Linked DNA regions of Homo sapiens: all the other regions are linked to region 1. A link is an interaction called in ENCODE POLR2A ChIA-PET data of the cell type or tissue named here. Cell type or tissue: GM12878. All regions are shown on one strand.

The links. ChIA-PET counts read pairs that join two places held together with the same protein. Peaks named below come from ENCODE experiments on the same cell type or tissue, not always from the same donor. Only the 100,000 strongest peaks of a DNase experiment are listed, where the experiment ranks them.
Region 2: POLR2A ChIA-PET joins it to region 1 with 6 read pairs; 1 of 35 experiments calls an interaction of 5 or more read pairs at or near these places.
Region 3: POLR2A ChIA-PET joins it to region 1 with 5 read pairs; 2 of 35 experiments call an interaction of 5 or more read pairs at or near these places.

What each region holds. Positions count from the first base shown.
Region 1 is chr15:64,632,418-64,636,417 of GRCh38, forward strand. The region is part of intron 3 of ZNF609 (zinc finger protein 609); the gene reads left to right. It also overlaps a transcript of LOC101930091 not described here. Among named protein-coding and RNA genes, the nearest start is that of OAZ2, 69 kb to the right of the region's middle. In GM12878, no CTCF peak of the experiment used is centred here; DNase peaks (open chromatin) are centred at 1,874, 2,404 and 3,324; H3K4me3 peaks cover 1,071 bases; H3K27ac peaks cover 3,755 bases.
Region 2 is chr15:65,181,407-65,185,406 of GRCh38, forward strand. It overlaps CLPX (caseinolytic mitochondrial matrix peptidase chaperone subunit X), which reads right to left and starts at 3,936. Exons shown (of 14, transcript NM_006660.5): 1 at 3,669-3,936. The coding sequence starts at 3,747. RefSeq lists an enhancer at 3,569-4,000 and a silencer at 3,875-4,000. In GM12878, no CTCF peak of the experiment used is centred here; no DNase peak of the experiment used is centred here; H3K4me3 peaks cover 3,316 bases; H3K27ac peaks cover 2,819 bases.
Region 3 is chr15:64,399,106-64,403,105 of GRCh38, forward strand. TRIP4 (thyroid hormone receptor interactor 4) reads left to right here. Exons shown (of 13, transcript NM_016213.5): 5 at 1,638-1,716. Among named protein-coding and RNA genes, the nearest start is that of TRIP4, 13 kb to the left of the region's middle. In GM12878, no CTCF peak of the experiment used is centred here; no DNase peak of the experiment used is centred here.

The sequences.
Region 1 (4,000 bases):
GGAATTCAAATTTCAGTGTCTATAAATAAAGGGTTTTTTGTTTGTTTGTTGTTTTTATTTTATTTTTTATTTTTATTTTTTTGAGACAGAGTCTTACTCTGTCACCCAGGCTAGGGTGCCGTGGTGCAATCTTGGCTCACTGCAACCTCCACCTCCTGGGTTCAAGTGATTCTCCTGCCTCAGCCTCCCAAGTAGCTGGAATCACACGCCTGGCTGATTTTTTTTGTATTTTTAGTAGAGATGTGGTTTCGCTATGTTGGCCAGGCTAGTCTGGAACTCCTGACCTCAGGTCTGCCTGCCTTGGCCTCCCAAAGTGCTGGGATTACAGACGTGAGCCACCATGCCTGGCTGTTGTTGTTTTTGTTTTGTTTTTTTCAGATAGAGTCTTGGTTTGTTTCCCAGGCTGGAGTGCAGTGGTGTGATCAGTGGTGTGATCATGGCTCACTGCAGGCTCAAGTGATCCTCCCAGTTCAGTCTCCCAAGTAGCTGGGACTACAGGCACACACCACCATGCCCAACTAATTTTTTTTGTTTTAATTTTTTTTTTGTAGAGATGGGGTCTCACTATGTTTTACAGGCTGGTTTCAAACTCCTAGGCTCTAGCAATCGTCCTGCCTCAGCCTCACAAAGTTCTGCGATTACAAGTGTGAGCCATCACACCTGGTCCATAAATAAAGTATTGTTTTGTTTTTTTTTTTCTGTAACCTATTAGAAGTGACACGTTTTGTTTTGTTTTGTTTTGTTTTTTGACACAGGGTCTCACTCTGTTGCCCAGGCTGGAGTGCAGTGGCGTGATCACAGCTCCCTGCAGCCTCCACCTCCCAGGCTCAAGTAATCCTCCCACCTCAACCTCCCAAGTAGCTGAGACTACAGGCATGTGCCACCCCATCTGGCTAATTTTGTATTTTTTGTGGTGACAAGGTATTGCCATATTGCTCAGGCTGGTCTCAAGCTCCTGGGCTCAAGTGATCCGCCCACTTCAGCCTGCCAAAGTGCTAGGACTATAGGCGTGAACCACTACACCTGGCCTATAATATTTTCTTACGGAAATGAGATCTCACTGTGTTGCTCAGGCTTGTCTTCAACTCCTGGGCTCAAGCAATCCTCCTGCCTCGGCCTCCCAAGATGCTGGGATTACAGGCGTAAGGCACTGGGCCTGGACCCATAAATAAAGTTTTATTGGAAGACAGTCATTCTCATTTAATGTATTTTGTTCACATTTGCCCTACAGTGGCAGAGTTGAGAAGCTGTAACAGAGACCATGTGGCCTGCAAGGCCCAAAATATTTGTTATCTGGTCTTTTGTTGAAAAAGTTTAGCCAGGCATGGTGGTGGGCGCCTGTAATCCCAGCTACTCGGGAGTCTGAGGCAGGAGAATCGCTTGAACCCGGGAGGTAGAGGTTGCAGTGAGCCGAGATAGTGCCACTGCGCTCCAGCCTGGGCAACAGAGTGAGACTCCATCTCAGGAAAAAAAAAATTATTAAAAAAAAAAATGTTTACCAATCTCATGCCTCGTATAGCCACCGTGCCTGGCCAAGGGTCTGAATGTTTAATTTTATTTAATTTAAATTTAAATAGCCATATGTTAACTAGTGGCTTATGGTATTGACAGCACAGGGGCTAGATCTTTAAAATATATATACACAGACATGCATATATATATGTGTGTGTGTGTGTCTGTGTGTATATACTCTGAGATGGAAAGAAGAGTAATTGTGTGGGAGTATGAAGAGGGTGGGTAAGTAGCTGACATCTAAACAGACCCATGGTGACTTCTGTGTACTCTGGCCCCTGTTACCCAGGAGAACATTCGGCCCTACTTCAAACTCTGTGGTTGAGCCCTTTGCTTTGGTCTGTGGGCTGCAGTTTTCTCATTATCAGAGTAATAGGCTATGGTTTTGCTTAGCAGGAAGTTAGTCTGCCTGTGGTAGCTCCGCTGAGAACCTGCCCCAGCTATTCTTCATCCTCATCTGATTGCAGATCCCAGCTGTGGGCTTTTATCCTTTTCACTAAAGGGAAGGGGCTCTCCATTAATCTTCTTTCATGGAAATGGTAACCTTGGTAGTTACTCTTGGTTTTTCCTGTGTGATTTTGATGTAGAAAAGTATGTGTGTGAACTGTGAAATATCTAATTTTAGATATTTGCACTAGAAAAGTAAGGTGGCATTCAGCTATTGGTTTTTCTTTCTCATATGCTATAATTAATGCCCCTTCACCTTCAGTCTTGCCCCAGGCAGTACTCACCTAGAGGAGAGATGGGGCACAGTAACAACCAAGCTTTCTCCACTGTTTAGCCAGTTGCATACTAGCTTGAATCCCGAAGAAATAGCTCTACCAATAGCACAGTCATAAAGAGCCTAGCAGCCATTGTCTGACACCACAAATCTTCATAGCAACAGACCACCACATGGCAACAGCAGCCACACAAAGGAAACATTAGGGAAATCAGTACCTACTTTCTCCCACCCCTCCCCCACCAAAAACAACAGCCAACACATTCCCACCTAGCAGCTTACTCCCAGAGGATACTTTAGGGCAGTGACGTGTTTATATACCTTTGTGGATTGTGTTATATGTCCACTGTCATACATTTAAATCCTGAAGACCTTGGGAAAAATTTCAGTCACCGGCTTTTTTGAGTTTCATTTTGCAAATGGCAAAATAGACTAATCTCCAGGGGAGAAAGAGAGTCTCCCTTTGTGCATGCTCACACACCTCCTCCCTCCCCCAAGCAAAGCACAGTCAGGCAGTATATATAGGTGACTAGGCTGTGAGCTTGCCAGATAGGTAAGGTTGTTTGCAAATGAGATTCTTTTTATATTTCAGTAACAAAACCCAGACCTATTTTGTTATCAAAATCATCCTGATACTTAGGAATTTAGTTGAGTGATACCTAGGCAATAAATATCTTACTGGTATTGCCTGGGATTAATCATTAGCCCTAACTAACTTAGCTTTGAAGTGTGATTCAAAGGGGAAAAAGTCCTATTTGAGAGCCTTGGTGTTTTCTTGCTCTGTTAATAAGGTCGTTTGACTATCTGGGCCTTAATTTCCTTATTTGTAAAATGAGGAGGTTGGACTACATGATCTCTATGATCCTTCTAGCTCTGATATTTACAACTCTGTAATCATTTATGTGGAATAGAAGAGGGACTTGTCTTTGTTAGTCATTGGTTGTGATGAAATCTGCTGGAAGATGTTGAGCCCTCTGGTCTTAGTGCTTACACTGCTAAAAACAGGTCCTGGCCCTGCCCTATTTGATAAAGCTGCTGTAACAATGATAGGCAGAAGCTATTAACAAAGTTGGCAACTAGCCTTTTCTCCCACAGCAGTAGTTTCAGACTAGTTCAAGCAGAGCTTTGCTCCCAAGCTATTGCTACTGAGGCTGCTGCTGCCTCTTAATGATACCGGTGAGAACTAACTCCATTTCTCTCTTTAACTCGCTCTCTCTCTCTCTGACTACTCTGAAACAAGGGGCTGTTCTCCACCTCTTCTGATACCTCATTATTCCATCTCCCTCAGGCTTTACAGAACAAAGAAATCACAGGGCATCAACTTTATAATTTAGGCAGCTGGAGATAATTTCACCAGGATAGGGTGGGTAGGTAGCTGATTCCTCCTGGCATTAGGCAGCATTGCTAAGTGGCCTTGTGTTTTGTCTGCCAGGCTTAAGCTTTGTTAGGCCCATTCAGGCTTCTCTGTATTTCAATTAAATTATAGTGGTAAACCAAGCCCATGTACTTTCAAAGGGGTAGGGGTTAGGAAAAACAAGAAAAGTATGTCATTTATAGGCCCTGCTACTCACTAATTGCTCAAGAAATTTTTGTTTAATCTACTATCCCTGTGCTTACTCCTGCCAGATCCTTTATTTCCTTTAGTTGCTGCCTTCACGGCCTTCTCCATAGCAACAAGCTATATGACAAAAAGGCTATGGTGAGAAATTGAGCAGTCACCCCTCCCCGAAGTTGTACTCTGTTTTCTCCTTAGGGTATCTAAAAGCA
Region 2 (4,000 bases), 550 kb after region 1:
ACACTAAAAATAGTTAAGTCTTGTAAATTTTATATGTATCTTACCACAATAAAAAAATTGAAGGAGCCAGGTGTGATGGCTCACGCCTGTAATCCCAGCACTTTGGGAGGTTGAGGTGGGTGGATCACTTGAGGTTAGGAGTTTAAGACCAGCCTGGCCAACATGGTGAAACCCTGTCTCTACTAAAGATACAAAAAGTAGCCAGGCGTGGTGACAGGTGCCTGTAATCCCAGCTACTTGGGAAGCTGAGGCAGGGGAATCACTTGAACGAGGCAGAGGTTGCAGTGAGCCGAGATTGCGCCACTGTACTCCAGCCTGTGCAACGGAGCGAGGCTCTGTCGCAAAATAAATAAATAAATAAATAAATAAATAAATAAATAAATAAATAAAGATAGTATCAATCCCAAAAGTAGGCTTAGAAAAAGTAATTGAGGGGGCCAGGTGCAGTGACTCATGCCAGTAATCCCAGCACTTTGGGAGGCCCAGGGGGGCAGATCATAAGGTCAGGAGATCGAGACCATCCTGGCTAATACGGTGCAACCCCATCTCTACTAAAAATACAAAAAATTAGCTGGGCATGGTGACACGCGCCTGTAGTCTCAGCTACCCGGGATGCTGAGGCAGAAGAATCGCTTGAACCCAGGAAGCAGAGGTTGCAGTGAACCGAGATGGCACCACTGCACTCCAGCTTAAGCAACAGAGTCTCCGTCTCAAAAAAAAAAAAAAAGAAAGAAAGAAAGAAAAAGAAAAAGTAATTGAGGGAGAGTGACAGATGCAATCAATCAAAATGACCATTCACCAATCATAAAATCCTCATAAAAATGATAAAGCTCTGTAGCAAAGTAATTGGGATTTCTAACACTTTTTGTGCCATGAACCCCTTAAGCAGTCTGGTGAAGCCTCTGAATAGATCTTCTCAGAATAATATTTTTAAATGTATAAAATAAAATACATAACAAAGGAAACAAATTATAATGAAGTAGTTATCAAAAAATTTTTAAAATATGCCTCTTTATTAACAAGCAAAATTAAATAAGATCTAACAGCTTTTTAAATAATTACTATGATTTCAAAGTAGCAAAAAGTATGGACAATATTCTGAAATATCAGCAACTATAATGTGATATGAAAATATTTCTGATTTTGATTGATGACAAATCCACAGACACTTCTAAGACTACTGTGGATGTGTTGCCCACATTCATAGGCCAAGGAAACGTTGTGTTTCAGTTAGAGCTTAGTGAAAATAAAGTTCACAGAATCTCTGAATTCTATTCAAGGACCCTTTGGAGGCCTGTAAACCCCAGGTGAAGCTCTGAAAGCCAAAAAAGAGAAGTGTTTCTGTAAAGTATATTTCACCAGATTACCTGGCAGCAACCAGAAAAGACAATTTAAGTTTCACTATTTACAGAACTTTATCATACAGACAAAGCTTTCTAAATTTCAGAACAACTGTTTTTAAAAAGAAATACTAGTCCGGGTGCGGTGGCTCAAGCCTGTAATCCTAGCACTTTGGGAGGCCAAGGCGGGTGATCTCCTGGGGTCCAGGAGTTGGAGTCCAGCCTGACGAACATGGCAAAATCCCGTCTCTACTAAAAATATAAAAATTAGTGGGGCGTGGTGGCGCGCGCCTGTAACCCCAGCTTACTCAGGAGGCTGAGGCAGAAGAATTGCTTGAACCCAGGAGACGGAGGTTGCAGTGAGCCGAGATCGCGCTACTGCACTCCAGCCCGGGCAACTTAGCAGATTCCATCAAGACAGACACACAAAAAGAGGCCAGGCGCGGTGGCTCACGCCTGTAATCCCAGCACTTTGGGAGGCCGAGGCGGACGGATCACAAGATCAGGAGATCGAGACCATCCTGGCTAACACGGTGAAACCCCGTCTCTACTAAAAATACAAAAATTAGCCAGGCGTGGTGGCGGGCGCCTGCAGTCCCAGCTACTCGGGAGGCTGAGGCAGGAGAATGGCGTGAACCCAGGAGGCGGAGTTTGCAGTAAACTGAGATCTGGCCACTGCACTCCAGCCTGAGCGACAGAGCGAGACTCTGTCTCAAAAAAAAAAAAAAAAAAAAAAGAAAGAAAATAAGACAGACAGAAAGACAGATAGTAGATGGAAAGAAAGACAGAAAGGAAAGAAAGACAGGAAGGAAGGAAAGGAAGGAAGGAAGGAAGGAGAAAAGAAAAGAAAAAGAAAGAAAACAGTCGTTTTGAAAAGAAAAAAAAATAACTGCCTATCTCCTATGATTCAAAAATGTTCACGGACTCTTGGCTACAAGAGATCAGTAACACTTTCAAAGAAGCCGTCCCTGACCAAAGGGAACACACACATACTTCATCCACCCACTGGAAACTGTATTATTCTTTGTCTACTCCACTAGATTTAAACATGAGGGTGAGGACTTATTCACCACTCTACCTCCAGCACTAAAAGAAGGCCTGACACACAGTGGACCCTTGACAAATATTAATATATATCAGATAAATGGATTAAAATATGTCACTTTAAAGTGTTTGCAAATCGAATTCCTGGAATCGGGACATCTACTGGTTGAGGCTTAACATCGATTTAGGATTAAATTTACTCCCTTACATTTATATATCATTTTACAAAATGCTTCTGCCCACGTTACCTCATTCAATCCTTCCTTCTGTAGTAAAGAAACTGGAAGATATATTTAGTAAACAATAAGGATTTTATAATTGGCTTAGAAGTTAGATAAAAGGGGCCTTTTTAAAAATCCATCCAAGGGTCATAAACCGATAAGCCAAAATAAAACGAATTTGTCTAGAAGTCAGTCATTATAACAGGATCTAGCCTCGTGGTCTGACTTCCACAGATTTGAGGAAGAGAAAAAAAGTTTATTTTCCAGACTCTCTTGGCTGGGGCGCCATTCTTTCACAGCTTCAGATAAACAGAAAGAAAAGGTAAACAACATGCGCCACTCTTAGGAAACTACCTCCCGGTCAAGTTGGGAAAGCCAGCAAAGGACTGCTGAAACACCCAAGTACTTCCGAACCAACTCCTGCGGGACTTCTCCCCATCTCTCCCGCCGCTGTCCTGCGGGCCCCGGGGCTTGCCTGACGCCGGGAAGTATTGTGAACCTTGTTTATGTCCCAGTGTCAGGGCCGCACAGTGATAGTAACATCTCGGGTATCGCGCGGCTTGCGTCCGGGACGGCCAGCTGGGTGCCCCGAGTCCTGGGGGACCCTAGTAGGGACAGATCCTCAGCCGAGCCCCTCCTGGAGCCCCCAACGGGCCCGAGGGGGATCCCGGCCAGGCTGCGGAAGAAGAGCCGCAGCCATGGCAGGCGGCGGTCCCCGGCAGGGCTGAGTGGGATCTGGAGACATTTTTTAATAACAGGAGCATTTTGTGCCTTTCAGGGTTTCTACAAAGTGGCCGCATTCCGGCCCCAAAGTCAGCAGGCCTGAAAGCGTGCAGGCAGGCGCGTGGGAAGGAGTTTACTTCCAATTTGAGCAACGGCTGCTCCAGAGGTTGGCAGAGCCCCATTCCACGGGGAAAGTGGTGGGTGCCGGGCGAAGCGCCGCGCATTCCCTCACACTCCCCGGGTGCAGCAGGCCTCGTGCCCTCCCCGGGGCCCCCAACCATTGGCCAGTCCACCCCCCCCCCGACAGGCTGAGGGCTCAGGAGTGGCACTATTTCGTTACCTCTCTGCGCGGAGGCGAGTGAGGAGGTGATGAGCCGGACGGCCGCCGCGCCGCAAGTACAAGCACCGCAGCTGGGCATCTCCGCGAGGCCTAGGCCGGGGCTTCGCCCCCTGAGGACCTCCGGGTCACAGCGGCGTGAATCCTGCCCGCAAGGCGCGCTGACTCGGTTCCGAACCCTTTCGCGGGCCCTAGACCCCGTGGAGAGTTCACCTGCCCGGCAGCCAGGCCTTCACGCTTCTCTGCCCCACAGCCGTCTATTCACCAGAGTAGACACCCAACCCCCCCCTCCCTTCCCCTCCTTCTCCTTCTACCCCCACCCCCAGCCTACTGGG
Region 3 (4,000 bases), 230 kb before region 1:
CGCCCAGCTAATTTTTTGTATTTTTAGTAGAGACAGGGTTTCACCATATTGGTCAAGCTGGTCTCAGAACTCCTGACCTCAGGTGATCCAACCATCTCAGCCTCCCAAAGTGCTGGGATTACAGGTGTGAGCCACCGTGCCTGGTGGGACCCTTAATTTTTTCATATGCTCAGAATAAGCTGATAGACAATGGATGACCTGAAAAATGTAGTGTCTACCAATAAAAATGTCCATTAAATGGCAGTAAATCTCCTCCCATATGGAGCTTTCTCTTTAGAGCAAGCTCTTATAGCTGCTGGCAGGAACTCTGTGTGTCATTGAGGCAACTGCTAGGAAGTATTGTACAGTGTTTTCTCCTAGGTCCCTTGAAGTAATGTAAAGCAGATTGGCCTTGAAGTTTGTTTGTTTGTTTGTTTTTTGAGATGGAGTCTCACTCTCTTGCCCAGCCTGGAGTGCAGTGGCTCACTGCAACTTCCGCCTCCTGGGTTCAAGTTCAAGTGATTCTCCTGCCTTAGCCTCTTGAGTAGCTGGGATTACAGGTGCCCACTACCACGCCCAGCTAATTTTTGTATTTTTAGTAGAGACAGGGTTTCTCTATATTGACCACGCTCAATTGAACTCCTGACCTCAGGTGATCTACCTGCCTCGGCCTCCCAAAGTGCTGGGATTACAGGCATGAGCCACTGCGCCTGGCCCTTGTTTGTTTTTTAGACAGAGTCTCAGGCCAGGCATGCTGGCTTATGTCTGTAATCCCAGCACTTTGGAAGGCTGAGTTGGGAGGATGACTTGAGCCCGGGAGGTGGAGGTTGCAGTGAGCAGAGATGGTGCCACCGCACTCCAGTCTGGGTGACAAAGCCACACCCTGCTCAAAAAAAAAAAAAGAAAGAAAAAAAGAAAAAATAACGTACTCTCAAAGATAAATATTTCTCACTGTTGAGAATACTAGATAAAACATATGTGACTTTACCATAAAAAGCAACCCAGTTCTAATCATGAAGCCCAAATCTGACAAGAGAAGTTAATTATAAGAAGATGTCTTATTAGAAAGAACCAGAAGCCAGGTATGGTGGCTGATGCCTATAATCCCATTGCTTTCGGAGGCTGAGGAGGGAAGACTGCTTGAGCCCAGGAGTTCAGGACCAGCCTGGGCAACATGGCAAAACCCCATATCTACAAAGAAGTCCCAGCTCCTAAGTAGCTGGAACTATAGGCACACACCACCACGCCAGGCTAATTTTTGCATTTTTTTGTTGAAATGGGGTTTGGCCATGTTGCCCAGGCTGGTCTCGAATTCCTGCACTCAAGCAATCTGCCCACCTCAGCCTCCCAAAGTGCTGGGATTACAGTCATAAGCCACTGTGCCCAGCCTTTTTTTTTTTTTTTTCTAAACCATTAAGTCATTCAGGGACATGTGCAGTGATATAAGTTTTTTGTTTGGGTCATAAAAAAGAAATGGAAAGAGATCTGGAGAAAACTCATTTGCATTTTTATATTTTGGTGTGTTTGGATTAAAAAACACCAATAGTCTCATTATTTTATCATCATCTAATGTGTAATTTCAGGTTACTTTTAGATATATCAAGAAAGCAATATAATTTAACTGTTGGATCACATGTCTTACTCTTACTATTTTACAGGTGTGTACTCATGAGGAACAAGATATTTTACAGCGTGACTCAAACAAGAGCCAGAAACTGCTAAAGAAACTCATGTCAGGTAGACAGCAGTCTTGTAATTGGATCACTGGGATGATGGGTACCTTGTTGCGTCTGTGGTTGTTTCTCTTTTCTGTATCCTGGAGTGCAAGATGCAGTTTATTCACTCATTCTCAGTTTTTTTGGGGGGTTTTTTTTGTTTTGTTTTGTTTTGTTTTGATGTGGAGTCTCACTCTTATCACCCAGGCTGGAGAGCAGTGACGCGATCTTGGCTTACTGCAACCTCCGCCTCCTGGGTTCAAGTGATTCTCCTGCCTCAAACTCCCTAGTAGCTGGGATTGCAGGCGTGTGCCACCACGCGTAGCTAATATTTACTTTTTTTTTTTTTTTTGAGATGGAGTCTCGCTCTGTCACCCAGGCTGGAGTGTAGTGGCGCTGATCTCGGCTCACTACAACCTCTGCCTTCTGGGTTCAAGCAATTCTCCTGCCTCAGCCTGCCAAGTAGCTGGGACTACAGGCACATGCCACCATGCCTGGCTAATGTTTTGTATTTTTTAGTAGAGATGGGGTTTCACCATGTTAGCCAGGATGGTCTTGATCTCCTGACCTCATGATCTGCCCACCTTGGCCTCCCAAAGTGCTGAGATTACAGGCATAAGCCACCACGCCCAGCCAATATTTACATTTTTTTAGTAGGGGTGGGGTTTTGCCATGTTGGCCAGGCTGGTCTTGAACTCATGACCTCAAGTGATCTGCCTGCCTCGGCCTCCCAAAGCACTGGGATTACAGATGTGACCCACTGTGCCTGGCCTATTCACTCATTCTATAAGCATCTATTTTTTAGAAAAATTATTAAGACTACATAACATTGAACAGCAAAATAAATAATAGTATTACATTATAATCTAAATAAAATTAATATCCATGTGACCATACTTGTATAAATAACTGAATAAGTTAATAAAATGGAGAAAGGACAACTTCTTATAAAAGAATTCCAGTTAATAAAGTACAAGAAATGAAAATACTAGAAAATCACAATTAGAACACTACAGTAGTAACTGCCACAAGCACGATCCACCAATGGATACTGAAATTATTGGTTGAAAGTTTAAGAACAAGAGATTTACAATGTCATGAAAGACAAGAAAAGATTGAAGAAACGTCACAGATCAGAGTAGATTAAGGATATATATGACGACTAATTGCAGTATAGATCCAGTATTAGATCCTAGAATAGAAAAATGACATTAATGGGAAAAAAATGTTAAAATCCAAATAGTCTGTCTATAGTATTATACCAATATTAATTTCTTAGTTTTGATAATTGTACTATGGTTTTGTAAGATAAGATGGTAACATTAAAGGAAGCTATGTGAAGGTTATATAGGAACTCTACTTATTTTCTAATTATTTTGCATGCCTTTTATGCTTGAAACACACCTGACAAAAATGGTTAAGGACATTTTTTTTTTTTTTGAGACGGAGTTTCACTCTTTTTGCCCAGGCTGGAGTGCAATGGTGTGATCTCGGCTCACCGCAGCCTTCGCCTCCCAGGTTCAAGCGATTCTTCTGCCTCAGCCTCCCCAGTAGGTGGGATTACAGGCATGCGTCACCACCCTGACTAATTTTGTATTTTTAGTAGAGACAGGGTTTCTCCATGTTGGTCAGGCTGGTCTTGAGCTCCCGACCTCAGGTGTTCCACCCACCTCAGCCTCCCAAAGTGCTGGGATTAAGGTGTGAGCCACCGCGCCCGGCCAACATTTTTTTTTTTTTTTCTGAGACGGAGTTTTGCTCTTGTTGCCCAGGCTGGAGTGCAATGGCGCGATCTCAGCTCACTGCAACCTCCGCCACTTGGGTTCAAGTGATTCTCCTGCTTCAGCCTCTCAAGTAGCTGGGATTACAAGCGCATGCCACCTTGTCCAGCTAATTTTTTTGTATTTTTAGTAGAGATGGGGTTCTCCCATGTTGACTAGGCTGGTCTCGAACTCCTGACCTCAGATGATCTGCCCACCTCAACCTCCCAAAGTGCTGAGATTACAGGCGTGAGCCACCGCACTTGGTCAGTTAAGGACATTATTTTTATTTATTTATTATTTATTTAGTTAGTTAGTTTTGAGATGGAGTCTCGCTCTGTCGCCCAGGCTGGAGTGTGGTGGCGTGATCTCGGCTCGCTGCAAGCTCCATCTCCCAGGTTCATGCCATTCTCCTGCCTCAGCCTCCTGAGTAGTTGAGACTGGCGACGCCCGCCACCATGCCCGGCTAATTTTTTTGTATTTTTTTAGTATAGACGGTGTTTCACTGTGTTAGCCAAGATGGTCTCGATCTCCTGACCTTGTGATCCA